Linked DNA regions of Mus musculus: region 1 is linked to region 2. Evidence: chromatin loops called from intact Hi-C (ENCODE). Cell type or tissue: heart. All regions are shown on one strand.

Region 1 (8,000 bases), 810 kb before region 2:
CTAGCTTACAGTTTCAGAGGTTCAGTCCAGTATCATCATGGCAAGGAAGCCTGGCAGGATGCAGGCAGATGCGGTGCCGCAGGAGCTGAGAGTTCTACATATTGACCCACAGACAATCAGGAGAGATTATCTTCTGCAGGAAGCCAGGAGGAGGGTCTCTTCTGTCCTGGGCGGAGCTCAAACATAAGACCTCAAAGCCCACCCTTCCAACAAGACCACACTTCCCAGTAGTGCCACCTCCCATGGGCCAAGCAGATTCAAACCACCACAGCAACCAAAACACATGCAGAGGACCTAGGTCAGATCCACGCAGGCTCCCTGATCTCTGTGACCCCTGGGAGTCCAGGTCAGTTGATTCTTTAGGCCATGTTTTCGTGGTGTTGACCCCTCGGCCTCCTCCAATCCTTCCTCTTTGTCCTCCTCCTCTTCCTCTTCCTAGGGACTCCTCAAGTTTGTGAAAGTCAAAGGACAACTTGTGGGCGTCAGTCCCAGGGATCAAACTCAGCTACAAGTCACAAGTGCCTTTACCCATTAAGCCATCTCACCAACCCAAAATTTTAGCGAGAACTTGTCTCAAAAACCTTGAAAAACCTTGCTGGATCTCATTAGTAGCTAATTAAGGTCATTTGTCCAGCAAATGCTTAGGACCGCTCCTGCTGTGTGCTTAGCAGGGTAATTTCAAGGATTAGGTAATTACAGCCTGCAATTACAGCCTGCAATCCACTTAGACAAGTAGCGAGTCTGGGATCCTGCAGACACCATGCCAATCTCTGCAGCCAGCACCACCAGCAACAGGAACCTCTAAGCTTCCCCCATGCTTCCCAGGAATGCCTTGGTCTAATGCTGTGACAATTCTCCATACCCCACTTCCGACATCCTGAGTGTCCCTGCACACTAGTAGCATCAGGGACAAGAGTCAGCCTGACTGGTCCCATTTTGTCAAATATCAGACAGAACTATCTGGTTTCCTCTTACACCATTTTGCAACACTCCTCAGCCCTTACCCCACCCTGCCTACTCACTCAGCCCTTGAAGCTAGCTCAAAACTGAAATCTAAACTTAAAGGGTTGCTGACGGTACAATCTGTAATTGAGGCTATTTGGGAGGCAGAGGCAGGAAGATAATGAACTCAAGGGCTGCTGGAGCTATAGAGTTGAGTTCAGCCTGGACAATCTAGTGAGATCCTGTTTCAGATTACAAAATAAAAGTGATCTGGGCTGGGTGGTGGTAGTGCACGCCTTTAATCCCAGCACTTGGGAGGCAGAGGCAGGCAGGTTTCTGAGTTAGAGGCCAGCCTGGCTACAGAGTGAGTTCCAGGGCAGCCAGGGCTATACAGAGAAACCCTGTCTCAAAAAACCAAAAAAAAAAAAGTGATCTGGGATGTATCTCAGGGGCTGAGTGCTTATCCAGAATCCTCCGATTGAGGCCTGGAGGTGAGTTTCAGCAGTCGAGTGCTCGCCTAACCTGTACAATGCCTTGGGTTCCAGAAAAAAAGGGGGTGGGAGCAGGGACAGAGGAGAGGAGGGGGTGGAAATGGAGGGAAGGGAGAAGAGATAAAACATGAACTCAGAACCAGGAAAAAGAAACTAAAGTGCCTCCTTTCAAGCTAGGCACAGTGATGCACACCTTTAATCCCAGCACTCAGGAGGCAGAGGCAGGCGGATTTCTGAGTTCCAGGCCAATCTGATCTACAGAGTGAGTTTCAGGGGATCCAGAACGATATAGAGAGACCATGTCTTCAAACATCAAAACAAACCACAAACCCACCTCCTTCCAAACTAAATTCATAGCCAAGAAATAGGGCCAGTGAGAGGGCTCAGTGGGTGAAGATGCTTGCTGCCAAGGTTAACGACCTGAGTTTGATCCCAGGGACCAACTTAGTGGAAGAAGAGAACTAACTTCTCAAAGTTCTTGTGACTTCTACACTCATGCTGTGTCTCCTACACACACACACACACACACAACTTTTCATTAAAAATAAAACGAGGAAAAACCTGTAGCGTAACCAATAGCAGGTAAAGGAGCGGAGCTTCCACAGGACTCTGGTCCCCAGGGTTGCTGCGGCTTGGCCGAGCTGGCTAGGTGGTGCCTGCTTCCTCCTTGGCCACTTGATAAGCTTTTAGAGGCAGCTTCGAGATCTGATAAAGAGGATGACTGCTCCCAGGGGAGGAGGAATTTTCTAAAGTCTTTTCTTCCGTTATTTTTTTTACGTGTACATGTTTTGTCTGCATGTACGTCTGTGTACCCCATGTATGAAGTAACCTCAGAGGCCTGAAGAGGGCAGCAGATCCCCTAGGCTGGAGCTAGAGACTGTTGCGGGCTGCCATGTGGGGGTCCTTGAAATTGAATCTGGGTCCTCTAGAAGAGCAACCAGTGTTTTTTAACCACTGAGCCATCTATCTATCTCAAGAGGAATATTTTTCCAGGGGTACACGAGTGATTGTGCTTCCCTGCTGGACCCTCCAAACCAGCTCTTGGGGCCCATCTGTAGGAGGACATACAACCCTCTTGCTTTCTAAACACCAGACGTGGGCAGGAGACAGCTGAGTGGGTAAAGGCACTACCCTTGGAAGCCTGATGACCCTCGTTTGATTCATAGGACCCACACATGCCAGGGCTCATATTTGTAATCCTAGCACACCTGCAGCAAGATGGAAGAAAGAGAACCATTTGGGAGTCTGTGGGTCAGCCTGTGGGCCAGCCTGTGGGCCTAAAGTCCACTAAGTGAGGAGCAGACACAATAAAAGTCCTGTCTCAGCAGGGTAGAAGGGGAGAACTGATTCCTTCAAGAGTTGTCCTCTGCCATCTATACACTCTCTATGACATACGTGTGCGTACGTGCACACACGTGCACACACACACACTCATGCACAAACACAAAGAGGAAAAAATCTTCAGATACATGGAAAGAAAAACTATTTAAAAAACATCGCTTAAGAGGCAGAGGCAGAGGCAGAGCCAGAAAGATTAGGAGTTCAGCCTAATGACTATACATATAGTAAATTCAAGGCTAGCCTAGGCTATACAAAATTTTGTTTCAAAAACCAAAGTAAAGCAGCAGCTAAGAAAGGCAGAGATGACTTGAGAGTAGCTGGAGAATGGGACACAACCCTCCCATGACACAGAGGGCCGGCAATGGAGGCTACAAGAAGAAAGGCAGAGTCTATGCTGGCCTGACAGTCAACCCTGACCTTCACCTCCAAATACCCCAGAATGAGCAGGCAGGCTTCCTTTCACCAGGCCGTTTATTATCACAGCACTCTGTGGATGGACCACCCCCACAACAGTCCTGGGTCCCTGTGGCCTTCCTTGGTCGGCAGGGCACAGCTTTGCTGGGTGAATGGGTAGTTTCTCCCTCTCTCTGTCCTTTGTGAATGAGCTGGGGTGGGTTGGGAAGGGTGGGGGTACTTTCTCTCCCTGATGCCAGGTTTACACGGTCCACTTCAGACACCTGCAGAAAGAGAGAGAGAAGCCCATTGGAGAAGGAGGGAGGTCCTGGGATGCTACATGGAATAAGACTGTAGGCATGGCTGGGTCAGGCTCGGGCTCACCTGGTCTCCTGATGGGTACCCAGGCAGCGCACGGTGCAGTACCGGGCACCACAGCTCACACAGGTATACGGGGATGGGAAGCCACACACAGCACAGAAGGGACGCTGGGGCCGAGATGGGGGGCCGGCACAGGCTGTCAAGTAGTTGGGGCCCTCAGATGCACTCAGGTTCTGCAAGGACATGAAGGGTCAGGCATCCGGAATTCTCCAGTCCGCCATGCAGCTGATGTCCACAAGGGGCGCTGAAGAGCAGGACCTTGCTCACCACCCCCCCCCCCCCACCCCCCCCCCCACCCCCCCCCCCCCCCCGTGCTCTCTAGGGTCCCAACCTCAGACTGAGCCTTCTCTCACCTGCTCCTCCAGCAAAGCCTGGAAGTTTTTCCGGAAGCGAAGTTTAAAGTGGTCACCTCGAGTTTTCTTCTTTTTCTTTCCTGGGGGATGAAGGACACTGAGTTGCTGGACAGTGGCTGTGACAGTCCTGTTGGAGAGGCCTATCCACACCACAATCGGGGTCTGTCCCTCCCTGCCTACATCTGCACTAACGCTGACTGATATCTGCAATCCTGGTCGACCGTCAGCTACTTAAAAGTCCAACCTACTCCATCTTTTTATTTTGGGGACAGGAGCTGATGAAGCCCAGGTTGGCCATGAACTCACTGTGTAGATAAACGGTGATCTTTGATCGATCTCCCTGTTCCCACCTCTCAGGTGCTCAGATTACACAGTCTTGTTGTTGTTGCTTTGATACAAGGTCTCACTACCTACCCCAAGCCCACTTCAAACTCACTATATAGACCAGGCTGACCTTAAATTCTTGGCAGTTCTCTGGCTTCAAACTTTCTGTGTGCTGGGTCGCTATACCTGATTGCTCCATCTTTTTTATCCCACACATATGAAGAAACTGAGGCACAGAGACACAGACAGGAAAGGCAGATGCTCCCAACACAGGAGCCAGGCACTGGCAAAGCCAGAAGTAATTCCCAAGTCACCGCCCTACTGCCAGCCTTCCCTCCCACAGTCCCGACGCCTTCCCTTTCCTCCAGCCCAAGGGCAGGGATATTTTATGTGGTCTGTCCCTCTCTGCCTACATTTGTATAAATGACACACTTGAGCCGGCAAGATGGCGGGAAAAGGCGCTGGCTGCCAAGGCTGCCATCCTGAGTTCAGTCCCTGGCCCTCAGTACAAGGAGAAAAGCTACTCCCAAACATTGTCCTCTGACCTCCATGCCACACATGAAACAAGAGAGATTATTTAAAGTTTAAAAACATCTTGCCGGGCGTGGCGCACACCGCTGATCCCAGCACCTGGGAGGTAGAGGCAGGCGGATCTCTGTGAGTTCCAGAACAGCCTGGTCTACATAGAGAGACCCTCTCTCAAGAAACAAAACCCTCCCTACTATAAACAGACCAGACAACAGGCACATACATGGTGTTTCTAGCTTAGCGTATACAGCTGTTCCTGGTTGGTTTGCTGAGCTAACCACCCCCTCCCTGTCAGATGGCCTTGGAGTACAAAGATGACACCAGCAGACACTAATTTGACTCAGTGGTTCAAGAAGTGCCGGAGCCCAGCCCAGACATGAGCAGAGTAAGGAACAAGTACACAGGATGATAACAAAGGTCACGGCCATCGCTAGTCTCAGAGATGTGGCTGACACCTGACACAGAGGGAAGGGGAAATGGCAACCAATCCAGATGATTGACAGCCTTTTGTCTCTGTCTATAACCTGCTGACTGAACATGGTTTGTTTGTTTGTTTGTTTGAGAAAGGGTTTTTCTGTGTAACTCTAGCTGTTCTGGAACTCCAATTGAAGACCAGGCTGACCCACAGAAATCCACCTGCCTCTGTGTCCCTAGTGCTGGGCTTAAAGGTATGTGTCATTGTGTCATGTGTGTATGTGTGTGTGTGTGAGTGTGTGTATTTGTAAACACACGTGCACATGTGAGCAATGGCTCCCCCAGGCTAGAAGATGGATCTTTAGAATATCAATAAGTTGATATTAATTAATATCAATAAATTTCTCAGATTGCCTGCTCTCTGAATAAGTTGCAGTTTTAAAGAAACAGGGGCTGCTAAGATGGCTTGGTGCTTAAGGGAACCTGCTGCTGAACTCAGCAACCTGAGTAACCAGAATTTCAACTCTGGAAGGAGAAAACGAACTCCTGTAAGTTAATTTCTGATCTCCACAGGCAAGCGTGTGCAGGAATGAACAGACACACATATGCATGCACACAAAATGAGGAAATTAAAAACACAATAAAGATGCAATTCCCATCTGCGCTCATTGGCATCATCTGCAGTTACGGGTGACAAGGAGCTTCACGGCACTGTCTCGCTCCTCCTCCCTAACCCCCATCTCACCTGTGTCTGCATCATCATCAAACTGAGGTAGCCTCTTGCCCAGCTGGGGGAGGCCGGCATGGGGGTCATCCTGGAAGTTGTCATTCTCCAATGCCTCCAGCTGTCGGTTGATCCGCCGCTGCCTGGCTGCCCTGTCCAGCACCCGCCGCTGTCCAGGGTCCTGGGAGCGAACTAGATGGGGCAAAGAGAGTTACCGGGGTCAAGACAGGAGGAAAGTTGCACTGCCGTTGCCTAGAGCCCCAGTCTCCTCGCCTCGGCCCCTTCATTATGCTGTGAGGAATTCCCAGATCTTCACCCTGCTTTCTTCCAGCTTGGCAAGCTTGTTTCGGCCCTTTATGCTGCCTCTAAGTCCTCCCAGTCCCAGCAATAACTGGAGACACAATAAATTGCAGCTGGAGAGAGGGCTCAGTGGTTAACAGCGCTCCCTGCTCTTGCAGAGTGCTACAGCTGTTTCCAGGACCCAGGACCAGCAGCCATGAGGGTGGCTCACAACTTTCTGTAATTCCAACTGCCTCTTTTGTCCTTCATGGATACCTACACTCACCTGCACAGAGCAGCACACATACACAAATTAAAATAAAGAGCGCCTTTGAGAATTGACACAGTATTGACTTCTGGCCTCCATATTCTCAAGACCTGTGATTCAGTAGGGCAAAATCCAGTGTACATTTCTAGAATGTTCCTTCAGCCTGAGACGCATGCCTGTGCCCTGTGACTGCACCGACTACCTTCCTTGGACTAAAAGTCTCCCCAGTGTGGCTCCCAGATGTCCCCCTATCTTGTTGGATATATTTCCTATCCCGACATTTTGTCTCCTCTCTTGCTCTCGAGGCTGCTTCTGCCTGTCCTTTTTCTTTAATTGATAGCGCTCTTTGGCCTGTCCCTTTCTCACCCCCACAACCTTCAATAGGATCTCAGGAAGCCCAGGCTGGCCTGGGATGACCTCCTGTGCACAGCCACACCAGGCTTATGTGATGCTGGGGATGGAGCAAGAGTTTTGGGCATGCTGGACAACACCCTATCAGCAGGGGCTCATCTCTGACCTCTTTTTCTTGTATTTCTATCTTTCTTCAAAAAGTGCATTTATTCTGAGTGTTTCTGTGCACATGTAGGTGTTGCAGTACACGTGCAGAGATCAGAGGACACTGTATGGAAGCCTTTTCTCCTATCATGTGGATCCTGGGGACTGAACTCAAGTAGTCAGGCTTGGCAGCAAGCAACTTTACCTACTGCATGCACCATCTCACCTGCCCATTCCTGGTGCTGGGTTTCCCATAACATGCCAGTCTCAAACCAGAACTCCCCCAAACCACAGACTTCAGGACTACAGGACACCAAGAGGCTGAGGTCCAGCCTAATTTACATAGGCAGCCTAGGCTACATTAAAAAAAGAGAGAAAGGAAGGAATGAAGTGTGTATGTTCGTGTGTGTGTGTGCACGTGTTTGTGTAGTACCCAAAGCCAAGCCCTTTGATTTCCTAAGTTTCTCTGTTCCCTCCATCCAACATCCAGAAGCTGGAGGAAAGTGGGGCGATGGTGGCGCACGCCTTTAATCCCAGCAGTGTAGAGGCAGAGGCAGGCAGATCTCTGTGAGTTCCAAGCCAGCCTAATCTACAGAGCTAGTTCCAGGACAGCCAAGGGTACGCACCCTGTCTCGAAGAAAAAAACAAAAAACAAAAAAAAAACAAAAGCAAAACAATCCAGAAGCCGAGGTGAGTACCACTGCTCATAGCACCCGGGCTTTGGAGAGACAACACATCCTCTCCATCCCCAACGTCTGCTGAAGCAAGCAGTCACAAAACACGAATTAATGGTTCCGAGACTGCCCCAACACTGAGCGAAGGTAATTGACGTGAAAAGCTAGGCGGGGAGATGTTAGGCTGAATTTGAACTTGGGAAGCACAAAAGGGCGAACCACTCAAGGCTCACATACCGGCGGGTTTCTTCTCCACCATTGGCGCAACACAGTTGACAGAAGAGCCTACTGCGCACGCGTACTAACCACCGACCCTTGCTCTGAGCACACCCCTTCCGGTGGCGTGCACACATACGCGTGCGCAGTCTTTCCCCTCCCGCTTGAAGTCATTAC
Region 2 (8,000 bases):
TAAGGCGCACGTCCTCACAGGAAGGATTGCGATAGCCATAGTACTTGCAGTAATTCCCATATTGGAACTTTAGCTGTTGCTTTTTGAAGCCAGTTGCAGGTAGTGGGTGGTGGTGGTGACGGCCTCCTCCACTCCCTCTGCCCTTTTCCTTGGAACCCTGGCTTCCACCCCTAGCCCCTGCCTCTGACTTGCTGGAAGTCCTGCGACGTTTGCGATGTCGGGAGGAGGAAGAAGTAGAGGGTGCAGAGGTAACTGAGGCAGCTGGAGGGGCAGAAAGGGAGCCTGAGGAACCCTGCAGGGCAGATGGAAGGGGAGACACAACTTCATCCCTGCAGTTGATGGCTGTGTTGAGTTCATAGGGTTGAGGGGCATCACGGTTCTGGCCTCTGTTTTGCTGCTGCTGCGTAGCACCCTCCCCATGGAGTGAGGGCGTGAGAGGGTCAGTGGGCAGCACGGCGGCGTTGCTATCATTCCCTCCAGACGCCTGCTGCTGCTGCTGGTGGTGCGGTCCCCGGTGTCTATGGCGCTTGCGACCAATCTTGAGTGGTGAGGCAAGCACTACATGGGCCTCGTCAGTGCAAGTGTTGAGACTGAGCGGGTCAGTAATATCTTTGGGGATGAGGATCTCCACAGGGTCTCGCCCCTTGGCCGGAAGTGGGGATGACTTTGGGGTCTCCGCATTGAGTGCGCGACTCACTTCCTCATCCAGGAGGCTATTCAGGTTCAGTGGATCAAATATGTTACCCCCCAGAAGGAAATTGGATGGTAACACAGAGTCGCAGTCTGAATTCACTCGCCGGCGCCTCTTGAAGGCCGGATGTTTGAAGCTTCCACCGCTCCCTCCCCCCACGTTACAGCTATTTCTTCTTTTGCCCCCACCACCCCCAGGGGGTCGGTGGGGCTGGTAGCCATTGCGAGGTCGAGGAGGGGCTGGGGGACCCAGGTCCGTCCCGCCCCCTCCCCGGCGCTCCTCCCCCACGTCCGCAGGAGCGGCGGCTCGCCCGTGGGGCTCCCCGTGCGCCTGTGCCTGGGGGCCGCCCCCTCCGCTGGCTGCGGCCCCGGCCGAGTGCGCGCGAGGGCCCGGCCCGTGTTCTGTCCCATCACGGAGCTCCCCGGAGGCAGCCTCTTGGTGCGATTGCACCTCGGGGCCGCCCCCTCCGCCCGACTCATCTTTGAGCGGCGGCGGCGGGGCCGGCACCAGAAAGGGCTCCTTCTCCGCCGCCATCTCGATCATCTCCTCTCCCTGTTTAATTTCCCCTTCTCAAGCGAGGGTACTGAGAAGAGAGCAAGGGGAAGCCCCCTGTAACCCTTCCTAAGACCACCTCACTCCCTCCTTCCCCGAGTGCGCGCGCAGCTCTGCCTCGCGCCTCCACCTCCCTCCCGCGACACACCAAGCGCGCTCCACTCGCCCGCGAGACCAAAACAAGATGCCCGCGAGACCCGGACAAGCCGAGGAACCAACTGCGCGTGCGCCGACTCCCTTTTCTCCGCCACTACCACTCTGCCGCGAGCGCGCACGACGGGCGCGCGTCCCGCTCGCCCAGGACCCACGCATGCGCGCTCCGCCACCACCCAGGCTGCGCGCGCATCGGGAGTGCGAACCAACTTAACGGCTCCGAGAGTTTAAATACAGCCCCCCTCCCTAATTACCTCACCCTCCCCCAGCCCGAGACGCCCACCGCCCCACACGGACACCCGACTTCCCTTCGCTGCTAAGTCCAAGCCCTACTGATATCCTTTGTCTCTGCCGTGCGATCCCACCCACCGTAGGCGGGGAACGGGAGCTGGTGTGAAAAGGTCTCCTTGACACCCGACCCTTGTTCCTGAGGAATGAGGCTCCGCCGTCTCCGCCCGGCTCTAAACCCAACAACCTCCCTGCCCCGCCTCCTTCCTCCCCCATCCCCGCCCCTCCTGGAGAGCGCCTGCGCACAGTCCTTTTGGACTTGCGCGGGTTGAAGGGGCAACACGTGCTGGAGATGATGTTCCGCCCCCTCCGCTCTAGGGGCGGGGAGTGTGACGTCGTTTCCTTAGGTTCATTACACGCAGCGTGCGTCAGCACGTTTCCAAGGGGCGTGCATTCCCAGCGAAAGAGGCGGGCTCATGAATTATTCATGAGCGATCGCTGGTCTTTTCCCCACCCCTTCCCCCCGCCCCCAGCCTATCTCATTAGAATTAGGACTTAGGAGAACCTGAGGAGAGGATGATAAAGTAGGCTAAGGAATCGAGACCATTGTCTCAAGAACTGTTATCAATAAAATGCAATATATTATTTAATATATTTTCTGAATTGAAAACAAACAAGTACTAAAACATCGAGATTGTCCAAACTCCTCTTCCCCTGAAATGGCCCAGTTGTTCAAGCGGCCCTCCTCCTTCCACCAGGGACAAACATCTAGAGAACTACGCCTTCCTCTCCTCCCTACACCTACGTCAGGCCTCGGACGCCGCTGCCATAGTGCAGCGCCTGCGTATCGGTCCCTCAGCGCCACCCGCTAGCGTTGCGGATTTTACAGCATTATCCCTGCAGCTAGACACACCGCGAATGTGGGCGGGAAAGGGTATCGACCTGTTTGGGCTCCTGTTTCGGCCAATGGGAAGCACTGATTCTATGCAGAATCCTCAGACTGATGGCTGGCGGAGTTTCCCAGTCCACAGACTATTTGTCAGGAAAGAGCACTGTAGAGGCAAGGGGGGAGCTCAAGATGGTTTCAAAATTTAAGAGGGTGACGACAACTAAAAGGTAGGGAGTGATAGCACGAAAACAGGAAAGAGAAAGCGATTTGAGGCAGAGATAAGAATGAAGTGCCTAGGGCGCTTCGCAGGATATTATGGGGGGGGGGGCGCGGAACTAAAGATGTCAGCGAGGATTATGGAACTTGTAGTTTCACTAGGCTTTCGTTCTTAAGATGGCGGGCTACTCCGGCTGCGCAGACGCAGAAGCAACTTCCAACTGCGCACGCGCAGCACCTGAGCGCACGCCGCTTGGGGGCGGAATTTGTCCGTGTCCTCGCGCCTTCTCCTGGTGGCGGGAAAAGTTGCTCGAGGTGGAAGGGATGTGCGGAATGGCTGCGACAGCGTTAGCTGCGCTTCACCTTTAGGTCCTCGTCGCCCCAGAAGGTAGTTGTCTTTTATGCGACTGCAGAGGAAAGTGTTAGTTGTGGTGACTCTCGGTACCTGTTGGCTGAGGAGAAATTTTCTCTTCGGAGCCACAGCGGACCTTAGCCCCTGCTCTTCAGAATCGCTAATCTTCAGAACAACAACAACAAAAAATAACCCAGTATTGCGGAGGGAAATGAGGCGTTGTGGGACAGCGAGGCTGAGCGGGAGCAAAGGGGAAGAGGCTTCCATGGTGGCGTTCTTGGTCCGGGAGAGTAGCGAAGCGTTACTTGACGCTCTGAGGGGAGGCGAGGGTTGTTTGCCTGGGTGAGATCTCTGCTTTTAATGGCCGTCGCGGAGAGAATTGGTAAAGAGAGAGGAAAAGTAGAAGACCACTCAAAGGCCTCCCCTCCGCTGTGGGGTTCAGTATACATGGCCCCGCATCTTGCTATCTGTAAGCAGAAAGGACGCGCGCCCGCCCTGCGAAGGCCTAGGGCACAAGGTCCTCGAAGCAAGAGCATCCCCGAGGGCAGCCTGAGGTCGGGACACGGGGGTTGGGGGGAGCGGGAGCGATCCAGAGATTGCGGTCAAGGATAGAAATGACTTTTTTTTTTTTTTTTTCCGAGACAGGGTTTCTCTGTGTAGCCCTGGCTGTCCTGGAACTCACTTTGTAGACCAGGCTGGCCTCGAACTCAGAAATCTGCCTCCCGAGTGCGTGCGCCACCACGCCCGGCTTAGAAATGACATTTAATGTCACGAAAGAAACTGTTTTGCTCACAGGTGACCACACATCTTCGGGGTTTCTTCCACCACCTCCCCCAACCCCCACCCCACCGCGCCCCGAGCCAATACACTTTACTGTGAATTTTATTTGTAATGTTCTGTGGGAAGTCTCGTTTGGGTAGTTCCTTCTGAGAGTAAATCTGGTGAGGGTAGGTAGAACATCTTTCTTTCTTTGATTCTTTCTTTATTTCTTTCCTTGTTTTCCTTGTTAAACGTTTAAAAGGTCTGCAGAACACAGATGCGTGCTCACAAAGTGAACTTAAAAACAGGTAAAACATGAGAATAGGCAGGAGTTCATAGGCTATTAGGCAATGTCAAAAAGCCATCAATTCCGTATTAAAGGGAATGAAATTTTCATTTATTCTATCATTATCATCATCATCATCATTTTTTTATGTGTGAATGCTCAGTCTGCATGTACACCTGCAGGCCAGAAGAGAGCATCAGATCCCTTTATAGATAGTTGTGAGCCATCATGTGGTTACAGGCACCCCTGGAAGCCAGTGCTCTTAATTCTTGAACCATCTCACCAGCTCCTCAGTCAGTCCCCCTCCCCTCTGCCTACACAGTGCTGCCATGCACCACCACTGCCAGGGCCCAGGACAGGAAATTTTTAAGTGAATTTATATTTTTTAAAAGTTTTATCACCCTTATTTATTTGTTGTTTGTTGGATGTGTGTGTTTGTGCACATGCTGTAGAGCATGGGGAGGCCAGAGGTCATCCTGTCCATGTTGTGTCATCCTGTCTGTCCATCCCTGCCAATCAAGTGGGATCTGAGATCAGTTTCAGATCATTAGGCTTGGGGGCAAGCACCCCTACCCACTGAATTATCTGTAAGCATTTATTCATTTATTCATTTGTTTGTTTGTTTGCCTGTCTGTCTATCTATCTATTTAGCCACCTATCTATTGCTTATTTGTTTATTTTCTGAGACAGAGTCTTGTCTGTATCCCTGGCTGTTTTCAAGGTCACGTTGTAGCCCAGACTGAACTCAAAGTTGAAGCAACAAACTTCCTTCAGTCTCTTAAGTGCTGTGAGTATAGCCGTGAACCCCTGGTTGTGTTAAACTATATTCTGAAATATAGGAGGCTTTGTGTGTGTCTATATTTGCTTTTGTTTTTGTTTTGGAGGGACTGCAGGGTTTTTCTGTAGTTCTCAAACTAGAACATTCCCACGATTGAAATTTAGACATGGCTCACTATCCTAGCTTAAAAGTGATTGAAAAGTTTTGTTTGCTTGTTTTTGTTTTTGCTTTTATTTATTTATTTATTTTGGTTTTTTGAGACAGGGTTTCTCTGTGTAGCCTGGCTGTCCTGGAACTCACTCAGTAGATCAGGCTGGCCTTGAATTCAGAAATCTGCCTGCCTCTGCCTCCCAAGTGCTGGGATTAAAGGCATGCGCCACCACTGCCCAGCTTTTTTTTTTTTTTTCTTTTTTTAAAGACTTATTTATTATTATATCTAAGTACACTGTAGTTGTCTTCAGATGCACTAGAAGAGGGCATCAGATCTCATTACAGATGGTTGTGAGCCACCATGTGGTTGCTGGGATTTGAACTCAGGACCTTCACAAGAGCAGTCAGTGCTCTCTCCAGCCCTTGTTGTGTTTTTTTTTTTTTTTTAAATGGTAGGGTCTTGCTATGTAGCCATCAAATTTGAACTCTAAATCCTGCCTCCTGAACGCTGTTATTAAATATAGTTTTTATGATTTTTAGAAACTTAGAGTCTATGATAATAGATATACTGAAGGATTTACTTTTCTTTATCAGTATAAAGAGGGAATTGGGGGGGGGGCTGGAGAGATGGCTCATGCAGGTAGGAGCACTGACTCTTCTTCCAAAGGTCCTGAGTTCAAATCCCAGCAACCACATGGTGGCTCACAACCACCTGTAATGAGATCTGATGCCCTATTCTGGAGCAAGCAGGTCTGACCGGAGCGAGCAGAGGTCCTAAATTCAATTCCCAACAACCACATGAAGGCTCACAACCATCTATATAGCTACAGTGTACTCATATACATTAAATAAATAATTTTTTTTAAAGAGGGAATAGGGCTGGAGAGATAGCTCAGAGGTTAAGAGCACTGGCTGCTCTTCCAGGGCTCCTGAGTTCAATTTCCAGCAAATACATGGTGGTTCACAACCATCTGTAATGGGATCTGATGCCCTCTTCTGGCCATCAGATAGAACATAGATAATCAATCAATCAATCAATCAATCTTTTTTTTTTTTTTTAAAGAGGGAATAATTACCTAGTCATAAGGTGGATAATTAATGCTTTTTGACAAATGTTGGCAGCACTGAATTAAATTACTTCACTGCAGCAGGTCTATTTAGAACTTTTATTTATAAACATTTTTAAATTCATAAGTACATGTTATATGTAATAATGGTTTCATTATGACACATTTGTACATGCATATTGTGCATTTCAATCATATTCACTCCAACTACTCTTTCTTATTCCCATCTTAGCAGAGGAGAGCAGCAAGCACTTGCCCTTAACCTCAGAGCTATCTTTGCAGCTGGGATGCCTATGTTTTTTTTCTCTTTCCCTCCCTGCCTCCTTTTCATCTGAGAGAAAAGAGAAATGGAGACTAGGGAGGTAACTCAACAAGTAAATACCTACGCATAAGGATCCCCAATACCACATAAAAACTGGACAAGATGCGGTGGGTCTGTGACCTCAGTCCTGGGAGGTGGAGACAGTTGGATCCTGGGGGCTTGTTGAGCAGCCAGTGTATCTAAAATGTCAAGGTACAGGATCACTGAGAGACCCTGCCTCCAAAAAGAAAAAAAAAAAAAAAAAGAAAAAGAAAGAAGAATGTTAGACTGTTAGACTTCCTATCATCAAGGCCTGCCTTCATACTCTAATATACAGAAAAATGCAAGTTGGTATTTTGCATACTTATTAACTAGTATTTTCTCCTCTGAATCAGCTTTTTTTTTTTAAAGAAAAGAATTATTATTATTATTTTTTTTGTATACAATATTCTGCCTGCATGTATGCCTGCAGGCCAAAAGAGGGCACCATATAATTACTGGAAATTGAACTCAGGGCCTCTGGAAGAGCAGCCAGTGTTCTTAATCTCTGAGCCATCTCTCTCTCTCTCTCTCTCTCTCTCTCTAGCCTCCTGAATCAGGTTTTTAATACTTGTTATTGTAGAAGAAGAAAATTCATATCAAATGGATCAGCAGCTTGGTTCATCAGAAAGTGACTTCCTGGCTTTCTCTTCTCTATTTTTGAAAGTAATATTCATCACATTTCCACTTTAGATTAAAGGAAACTCTTTGTTATGTAACTCTTTTTATAGATTTGCTATGACTTATTCATGTAATAGTGCAATAACACATAACATTTTCTTTCTTTTTTCTTACTTTTTTTTAACAAAAAATTTAATTAGATTTATTCATTTTATTTGTAAATGTTATGAATGAGTACCGTTTGTGTACTTGGTACCTTCCAAGGTCCGAGAAGAGAATCTGATCCCCTGGACTGGAGTTATAGATGGTTATAAACCACCATGTGGGTACTGGGAACTGAATCTTAGTTCTTTGCAGGAACAACAAATGCTCTTAACTGCTGAACTATTGCTTTTTTCTTTACTCTCTCTCTCTCTCTCTCTCTCTCTGTGTATGTGTGTGTGTATGTATGTATGTATGTATGTATGTATGTGTGTGTGCCTGAGGGGCCGGGCAGGGAGAGGGGTTGTACTCTTGCAGCTCTGGCTGGCTTGGAATTTGCACCACACTATTGTGGAACTCACAGTGATATTTCCACCTCTGCTTTCCAAGAGCTAGGATTAAAATGTGTGCCATTATACCTGCCTTATCAGTCATTTTTTGTTTCTTTTTGTTTTTGTTTTTGTTTTTTGTTTTTTGTTTTTTGTTTTTTCGAGACAGGGTTTCTCTGTGTAGCCCTGGCTGTCCTGGAACTCACTTTGTAGACCAGGCTGGCCTCGAACTCAGAAATCCACCTGCCTCTGCCTCCCAAGTGCTGGGATCAAAGGCGTGCGCCACCACCGCCCGGCTTTCTTTTTATTTTTTTAATTTTTTTATTTTATTTTTTATTTTTTTGAGGCAGAATTTTTCCATGTAGCCCTGGATGTTGTAGAACTCTCT

Evidence for each region. Hi-C counts contacts between places; a loop is a spot of excess contacts. Peaks named below come from ENCODE experiments on the same cell type or tissue, not always from the same donor. Only the 100,000 strongest peaks of a DNase experiment are listed, where the experiment ranks them.
Region 1: a loop joins it to region 2, with 4 times the contacts of the local background. A loop is called at or near these places in 2 of 42 quality-filtered maps.

The regions. Positions count from the first base shown.
Region 1 is chr5:136,978,967-136,986,966 of GRCm38, forward strand. It overlaps Znhit1 (zinc finger, HIT domain containing 1), which reads right to left and starts at 7,938. Exons shown (of 5, transcript NM_001310747.1): 1 at 7,845-7,938; 2 at 5,913-6,083; 3 at 3,902-3,981; 4 at 3,552-3,721; 5 at 3,228-3,451. The coding sequence starts at 7,866. The coding sequence ends at 3,430. In heart, CTCF peaks have their summits at 2,289 (motif pointing right) and 3,750; DNase peaks (open chromatin) are centred at 3,685, 4,040 and 7,955; H3K4me3 peaks cover 858 bases; H3K27ac peaks cover 584 bases.
Region 2 is chr5:137,784,829-137,792,828 of GRCm38, forward strand. It overlaps Mepce (methylphosphate capping enzyme), which reads right to left and starts at 1,873. Exons shown (of 4, transcript NM_144913.3): 1 at 1-1,873. The coding sequence starts at 1,234. Zcwpw1 (zinc finger, CW type with PWWP domain 1) reads left to right here and starts at 2,974. Exons shown (of 17, transcript NM_001005426.2): 1 at 2,974-3,117. In heart, CTCF peaks have their summits at 3,019 and 6,900 (motif pointing right); DNase peaks (open chromatin) are centred at 1,583, 1,933, 2,503, 2,963 and 2 weaker places; H3K4me3 peaks cover 3,636 bases; H3K27ac peaks cover 3,355 bases; H3K27me3 peaks cover 269 bases.